Linked DNA regions of Homo sapiens: region 2 is linked to region 1. The links are chromatin loops, found by intact Hi-C in ENCODE. Cell type or tissue: Calu3. All regions are shown on one strand.

What was found. Hi-C counts contacts between places; a loop is a spot of excess contacts. Peaks named below come from ENCODE experiments on the same cell type or tissue, not always from the same donor. Only the 100,000 strongest peaks of a DNase experiment are listed, where the experiment ranks them.
Region 2: a loop joins it to region 1, with 17 times the contacts of the local background. A loop is called at or near these places in 6 of 110 quality-filtered maps.

What each region holds. Positions count from the first base shown.
Region 1 is chr14:47,537,526-47,541,525 of GRCh38, reverse strand. The region is part of intron 1 of MDGA2 (MAM domain containing glycosylphosphatidylinositol anchor 2); the gene reads left to right. Among named protein-coding and RNA genes, the nearest start is that of MDGA2, 140 kb to the left of the region's middle. In Calu3, no CTCF peak of the experiment used is centred here; no DNase peak of the experiment used is centred here.
Region 2 is chr14:47,440,427-47,444,426 of GRCh38, reverse strand. All of the region lies in intron 1 of MDGA2 (MAM domain containing glycosylphosphatidylinositol anchor 2), which reads left to right. It also overlaps the pseudogene RPS15AP3. Among named protein-coding and RNA genes, the nearest start is that of MDGA2, 230 kb to the left of the region's middle. In Calu3, no CTCF peak of the experiment used is centred here; a DNase peak (open chromatin) is centred at 2,006.

The DNA of each region.
Region 1 (4,000 bases):
GGGGACAAGAGCTTATGGGTAAGAGAGAGAACTGCAACATTAAGAGTTTGAGCATCAGTACAGAAAGGGTAAATTTAGAAACCAAACGAGGAATTAAATTAATATACCCCAAGCATGGGAAAATTATGTGGCCTCCTAACTGCTGTGACTGCTTTCTGCCTCTGGACATATTTCGTTTGTCTTGCAAAGTGTTTTGGTTTTATTTTTGGATTCTTCTTGTTCTCAAATTGAATTAGTGCCTACATTTACAGACTAGATTATACCCCAAAGTGCTCATTTTATTCCACTTTTGAAAAGTCTGAAAATGACAATACATGATTCTTATTCCTATATGGTCACAATTTTCAGTAGAGATCATAAATAATTACTCTTTTCAGACACACATTCATCACTTCACTCAGGGACTCACCCCAGCCTGCTTCAGTCATTTGTCTGCCTTGGTATCTAGGTGGATTTGAATTTTTTGAAATCTGAAGTAAGGAGCAAGCAATAATCTAATCTTAGATTGTAGGATGAGTCATTTGACATGTATTTACTGATCAGGCAGTAATCTAGGACATAAAATATAATATAGTGAAGAAACCAGAAAAAAATTCCTTCATGGTGATTGTGTTTTAATGTGCATGGCAGATAATTACCAATCAAATAAAATATATAGTGTGGTTGGGTGTAGTAGTTCATACCTGTAATCCTTGCACTTTGGGAGGTCAAGCTGGGAGGATTACTTGAGATCAGGAGTTCAAGACCAACCTGCACTACATAGTGAGACCCTGTATCTAAAAAAATACATGTTTTTAATTAGCCAGGCATGGGGGTGCATACCTGTGGTCCTAGCTTGGAAGGCTGAGGCAGGAGGATTGCTTGACCTCAGGAGTTTGAGGTTACAGTGAGCTATGAGCACACACTGAACTCCAGCCTGAGTGAAAGAGCAAGATCCTGTCTCTCTCTCTATGTGTGTGTGTATATATATACATATATATATATACACACACACACACACACACATATACATATACATATACAAACACACACACGTATACACACAGAAAGAAAAAATAGGGGAGGGACGGAGTGTGTGTGTTGGTGATAAATGCTTAAGAGAAAAAGCAGGAAAGGGGACAGGAAGTATCAGTGGCTTGCTATTTTAAATAGGATAGTTAGGAAAAGTCTTACTGTGGAAGTACCACTTGAGTCACTTTAAAATAAGTGGATGGGCCGGGCACGGTGGCCCACGCCTGTAATCCCAGCACTTTGGGAGGCCGAGGCGGGCGGATCACGAGGTCAGGAGATCGAGACGATCCTGGCTAACACGGTGAAACCCCGTCTCTACCAAAAATACAAAAAATTAGCCGGGCGAGGTGGCGGGCGCCTGTAGTCCCAGCTACTCGGGAGGCTGAGGCAGATGAATGGCGTGAACCCCGGGGGGCGGAGCCTGCAGTGAGCCGAGATCGTGCCACCGCACTCCAGCCTGGGCGGCAGCGAGACTCCGTCTCAAAAAAAAAAGAAAAAGAAAATGAGTGGATGATCCCTGTGGCTCTTTTAAGGAAAAGAGTTCTGAGCAGAGGGCAAAACCAAGGGCAGATGCCCTGAATGGATTTGCTAGTGTGTTCTAGGAACCTTGACGAGGCCAGTGTGGTGAGCATGGAATGAACCAGTGGGAGAAGTAACAAGGGTCCAGATTTGGAACGCCTTACAGGTGACTGCTACTACTTCAGCTTTCACTGACTGTGGTATGAACCATATATAACTGTAAATATTAGGCTGTAAAGAAAGTGAGTTTATGCCAAATCTACTCTAAGCTACACCATGAAGCTGGATATGATTTACCTTATATAACTATCCCCCACTTCTCTCAGATACAAGTAAGGGTAAACTGTGCTCTTTAAACAATCTGTATAGTTCACTGTGATCGATTGTTTGGAAGAAAGGATGCAGGTAGGTCCCAAAGATAACAGAATAGAAATGATCAGGTCTTAAAATGGGTGCTTGTTGAGTACAAATTCCTCTTTTGATTGTTGAGTGATGTTCTGGGTATCTATTCACTGCCTGTCAGCTCCATAGCCACCCTTCATTATCTGCTCCGCTGTAATGGAGTTAGACCCTCCAAGTGTTTCTCCTTTGTACATCTTAAAATTAAGCTTTGTCAGTAGAGGGCACTAAAGCAACATTGCAGAAGGAAAAGGGTTTCTTTTCCTGGTTCTGGTGTGATTTGGTTTTGCTTTTTGCTACTATTGCAAGAATGCCTGCATGGGAACATCCGGTGGCACTCTGCTTTAGCCACACACCCAGTGCATGCAGTCCGGGGCACCAGGTTCTTGCTGTGGCTGTCCCTGGTTTATAGATGGTCTCCTATGTACAGTTGGTCTCCTGCTGCTCTGCTGGTGAGCAAGCTCCAATGCTCTGACTCCATTTGTGTGTGCACCAACCAGCCCTCACCAGCCTGTACCCTGAGGGAAGTTTCCACTAGGCTAGACAAATGTGGATCAATTCTGGTCTGGACAATTCAGCAGACTTCTCCACTATCTACCGGGCTGCAGCCATACCTTCTCCAGTGATCTGAATCCTAGACTTGGGGAGGTCTCCCACTTACCCAAGTTGTTCCTTCTTAGGTACTCCGTTACCCCTGAGATATATAATGAGCCCTGATTTATATAATATATATGGGAGAGAGAGAATATGTGTATGCATACGTGTGTATCACTAATTAAGTGCTGGCACCCAGATACGTGCTGTATAATTGCTATGCTAATCACATAGGGTAGAGTAGACAAGGGGATTTTTACCTTTCAAATATCTTAGAGTTCAGTGGGAGAGAGAGAGAAAAAGAAAGAAACATATACACACACAATCACATCATGTGGTAAGACTTATGATGGAAGTGACAGAGTAAATGTAATAGGAAGGTCAAGTACATCTGATAGGGAGAGTTAGAGATGTTTTGAGTGTGAGAAAACGCTGCCTTTAAGGACCACCCAATCAAGAGTTGTTGTGTTGTTATCTTTGTATATAACACGAAATCTCAACACAAAAGATAATTTCTAAAGATGCTTAGTCTTGTTATAGACTGAAACACTTTGACTTACCCATTATTGTTCCAGAACTATAATTTACTGGGAATCACCTGGTAGTTGAATAATGAAGTCGACTTTTTAGATGCTTACTTAACACTCATGAAATTATGCACTGACCAGATTCTCCTAATTGTAGAAAAAAAAATAATTCACAAATTTGAAAGCTCATGTCAATTATTTAGTCATACTTTAATAAAATATTGGGGCAGGAAAAGCTCTCAATTTTATTTTATCACTAAGCCATATATATCCAGGGCACATATTTGCATATGGTTACAACGTGCTAGCACAGATTCGAAACATCATACATTTGTTTAACTACTGCTTCTTTTAAATAATTAGGACTTAAAAGAGTCTAGCAATTATAGTTTAAATTGCAAATGGAAAAACATAGAGGTTCTATTTATCTGAATCTGTATTGTCTTAAACATCAGTGCTGGTAGAATTACTTTGCATTTAGCAGTATTTTTCCTTATCATATAAATAATACATTAAGGTATAAAACTGCCCACCTGTGCTGTACATGGTTATTGTTCATTATGTTGTCCTTGGGAAGTCTGGTTCCTAAATATTTATTACTATGAACTCATCCAGTTGCTTTAATTCATAAGGAATATGTGGAAATCCTAATCTTGTTCTTTTGAAATGCAGTGAACCCTGGAATTAATGTGGTAGCTGAAGTAGGGGGAAGTTTAAACCACAATTCTTTTGCACAGGATCAATGGATCAGTTCCAGTGTAAACAAAGGTTGGTTTAGTCAAATTAGCCATCTGTCTCTGATGAATTTAAACAGTAATGTGACACATTTAGTACTGTAACAAGCTTTTGCTTATTTTTAAGTTTTTTTTTTTTTTTTTTTTTTTTTTTTTTTTTTTTTTTTAACAGAGAGAAGGTAACAGTGGATAATAGCAGCCCTGGGTTTCCTCTTT
Region 2 (4,000 bases), 97 kb after region 1:
TCAGGTTCTTATGGGGCCGTGCTCCAGAGCCATCATCTGGTTTCTCACTGTGATGATGAAGCGTGGTTACACTGGCAAATTTGAAATCATTGATGATTACACAGCTGGGAAAAGAGCTGCGAATCCCTCAGGCAGGTTAAACATGTGTGGCATGATTAGCCTCAACTTCGATGTACAACTCAAAGACCTAGAAAAATGGCAAAACAGTCTGCTCTTCTCCAGTCAGTTTAGTTGTATTGACAACCTCAGCTGGCATCATGGACCACAAAGGAGCAAGATGAAAGTGCACAGTAGGGAAAATCCTGGGGATTATTTTTCTAGGGATGTAATGCTTACAAATAAAATGCTCAATAGACAATAAACAAAAATAAAAGTAAAATAAACGTGTACTTCTTTAGTGTTTCTTATGTGCAAGAGCCTATGCTGTGGAAAAGATAGATGTATACCTTCAATAAAGTTATAATCTAGTAACTGTGTTTTGGCAAAAAGGGTGTCCCCAGAACCTATGTAGGAAGGAAAAGTACAACTTTCAGGGACAAGCCTAGGATTGAAGAACATCCTTGGGAGTTTCCAGGCAGAAGGCCTTGGACCCTCTCTCTTATGGATGCCGAAATTCCAACATTCACCTGAGACCTCCCTCTTTAGGGACATCCCTAGTCATATACAGGTGAAAGGTGTCTTTCTTTGCAAGGGGCAGCTTACTGATATCTCAATTTTTATTCTGGATTTATTATTATTTGAAATATTACAGGAATTTGAGGATGAACTTGGACAATTAGTACCATATTTGATATTCTTTTATTATAAAAACAAAATACAACATAAATGCATAATTTATGAACTGAATTATGCAATGGTGAAATGCAGAACAATGAATATTTATATAGTAAATATACGGAAACAAATACATATATAGAAAAGTCTAATTCTTTTAATTTTGTGAGCCAGTCAACACAATTACCATTTCTCATCTGTTTTGAAGCTAGAGCTCTCCTAGTGTCATATAGTAGTTCTCCATATCCAAGGGGGATACATTCCATCATCCCCAGTGAATACCTGAAACCTTGGATAGTACCGAACACAATTGCCACCAATTGGAACACATGTCTGTTCGTGTCTTCTACCCACAAATTTAATGCCTTTTATATCTTAATTGAGCATTTATCATGCACTCTGGACATAACTTTGGCAGTCTGAGGTGGAACAGCAAAACTGGCATGAATTTCTTTTTGCCTCTTTACAATTTCATGATCTCAAGATTTGTTCTCACCGTAGATCTTAGCAAGTTCAGCATACAATTTTTTGCTTTCCTTAAGTTGAGAACGTGCACTGTTTCATTTAAAGAAAGTACTTTATGGCATATCTTAATTGCTAGCGTCACTATTTTTGCACATTGCGGCCATGATTAAGTAAAATCAGGGTACTTGAACACAAGAACGGCAATTCAGTGACAGTCCATCTGATAACTGAGATGGTTAAGTGACTAAAGGGTGGGTAGCATAGACAACATGGGTACGCCGAACAAAGGGATGATTCATATTCCAGTGCAAGATTTTATCATGCTACTCAAAACAGCATGTGATTTAGAAGTTAGGAGTTATTTCTGGAAGTTTCCTTTTAATATTTTCAGACCACAGTTGACCAAGAGTAAATGAAATTGCAGAAAGCAAAACTTTGGATAAGCGGGGGCTCGAATACACAGATGTGGTATCCGCAGGAAGGTGATGGATGTGGGGATTAGAGTATATGCTGGGCTTCATGGTGCCTACATTCCGTTTGCTGTGCCTCACTATTTAATGCCTTTAAACTTTTGTTTGCCCAAGTAGGAAATGAGGGGTATAATAATACCTATAAGGTAGAATCATTGTGAGGATAAATTTGTTAATACTCTGCTCCTGCCTTCACTACTGACCTCATCTCCAGTGAGATTTCCTGCTTACATCACCTCAGTGCACCAGCCTCCTCTGACTAAGTCCCTGACCAGGTCATGTGCATCCCTGACTCCTGTGCTGGAAACTCCTGTCCTGTCTCCCTCTGCTGGAAACACTGAGCCTACAGACAACTGTTTGCCTTACTCTCTCATGTAGGTCTCTCTTCAGATGATCAGAGAAGCCTTTCTTGCTGTTTATTCACCATTAGGTCTGTACCATCTGGAACACTACCTGACACTAAACAGACACTCAATAAATGTAAGTTCAGTGAAGAAATAAATAAATATGTATACATACCTTAACCGACCACTTATCACAAAACAAGAACTCAAAGTATCCTCTCCATTGCCTCTATTATCAATTATATTGTTAAAAATTGATCCCAACCTATGATAAATCACATGACAAGTAGTGTTTGTTTGAGCCCCCACATTTTCTACACCACAAGCCTGTTTATCTTTTCTTCACTAGACTGCAGTGAAGGGTTTTTTTCTTTTCCTAAATAGAACCTTAAATCAATATACTTGACTGGGTTATCTATTTTCTGAAATCAAATAGGAAAATATTTGTTCTGTTGCACAGAATGTGTGCATTTGACACTGATTCTATCCCAAGATACATTGTGGCAGCTGTTTCTAATCATTCTCAGCTTTGTCCTCATGATATTGGGTCTAATTAATAAGTTTCACTAAAACTTCAAGTACTGGTTTATATTTCTATTAACAGTATTCTACCAATTGGCATAATAGCATATTTAACTTCTGTAGTTTATCTACCAAGTATATATTGTGATACTCTGCTAGTTGTCGTATGTTGTTTGTACCCATGACAAATCTGATTTTCAAAAAACTGTCAATTCCATGAGGAAAGGGAGTCTATATGGCTCCATAATATAACCTTGTACTTATTGATGCTTAATGTAAGTTTGTTGAGAACATATTTATTTATATACTTATTTTGGTAATTAGAGTTAGATTATCTCTTAATTTTCCTACTATGTCCTTCAGAATGTTTAAAAAATTGCTTTACTTCCGTCACTTATTTGACTTTTTAAAAATTTGCGCTTTTGCACAAATGTGCATTTTGAGCAACCTCAGTTGGTCAGTGGAATTTCAGTCAATGAAATCCAGCCAGCGGGTATTCATTGTGTTCCTGAAACCTCACCAGTCTGCCTGCTCCCTGTCCGGCTCAGTGCTACCTGCATTGTGAGCCCATTCTATTTCTGCTCTCCACACTTGGTTTCCGTGACCAGCTGCCCTTGTTATGTTGTTCTCAGTTTGGAAGTCCTTGACTCTGCTTGATCAAATCTTGCCTATTAAAGGATCTCATCAAGAGCTTTCTTGGCTCTGCTACTTTGCCTGATCACTCAGCTCAGAGTTCATCGGTCTCACCTTTTGGCTCCCATAGACTTGTGTTTATCATTCTATTTGTGGCATGTATTTCCTTCCTTGCTTCATAGTTGCTTTGCACAGATCTGTCACTCTTACTGTATTGTAATACAGCTGAAGGTATGGAATGTTTGTTTGACTGTGTATTTGCAGTCCCCAAATGAAATCAGTACTTACCATATATTCAGTTATTAGCTGTACCCTTGAATTTAATTCTACCTCTGAAAAGGGTAAAGGGCAGAGGTAAGAGAAGTAAATTTTTTTTACGTAATGATACCTTGGATTCCAGAGGAAATAATCACATATTTCCCCCATGAAAGCATAACTATGGGGACAAAGGGCACCCCTAGAGTGAGAGGAAGATCTCACTGTTTTTTATATTTTGACAATTCCCTTTCCAGGGAATTTCTAGAAGCCTACAGAAGCCTACAGAAAGTGTAGAATCATGCTGAGTTAGACTCTGGGGTTTATTTTAGCTTTTCTTTATTACTTTATGGTATCTACCAGAGATACCAACTAGAAGAATTTCTTTTCACTCTTCTCTGGAAAAGCGTTTATATAAAATTGCCCAGTGATTCTCAGTTTTGCCAATCCTAGGTTTAACAATTACGTATGACTTAAGTTGCCATCACTGTCCCAATAAGCAGACGCTAAGACAAGGTTTCATGAGACAGTGATGTA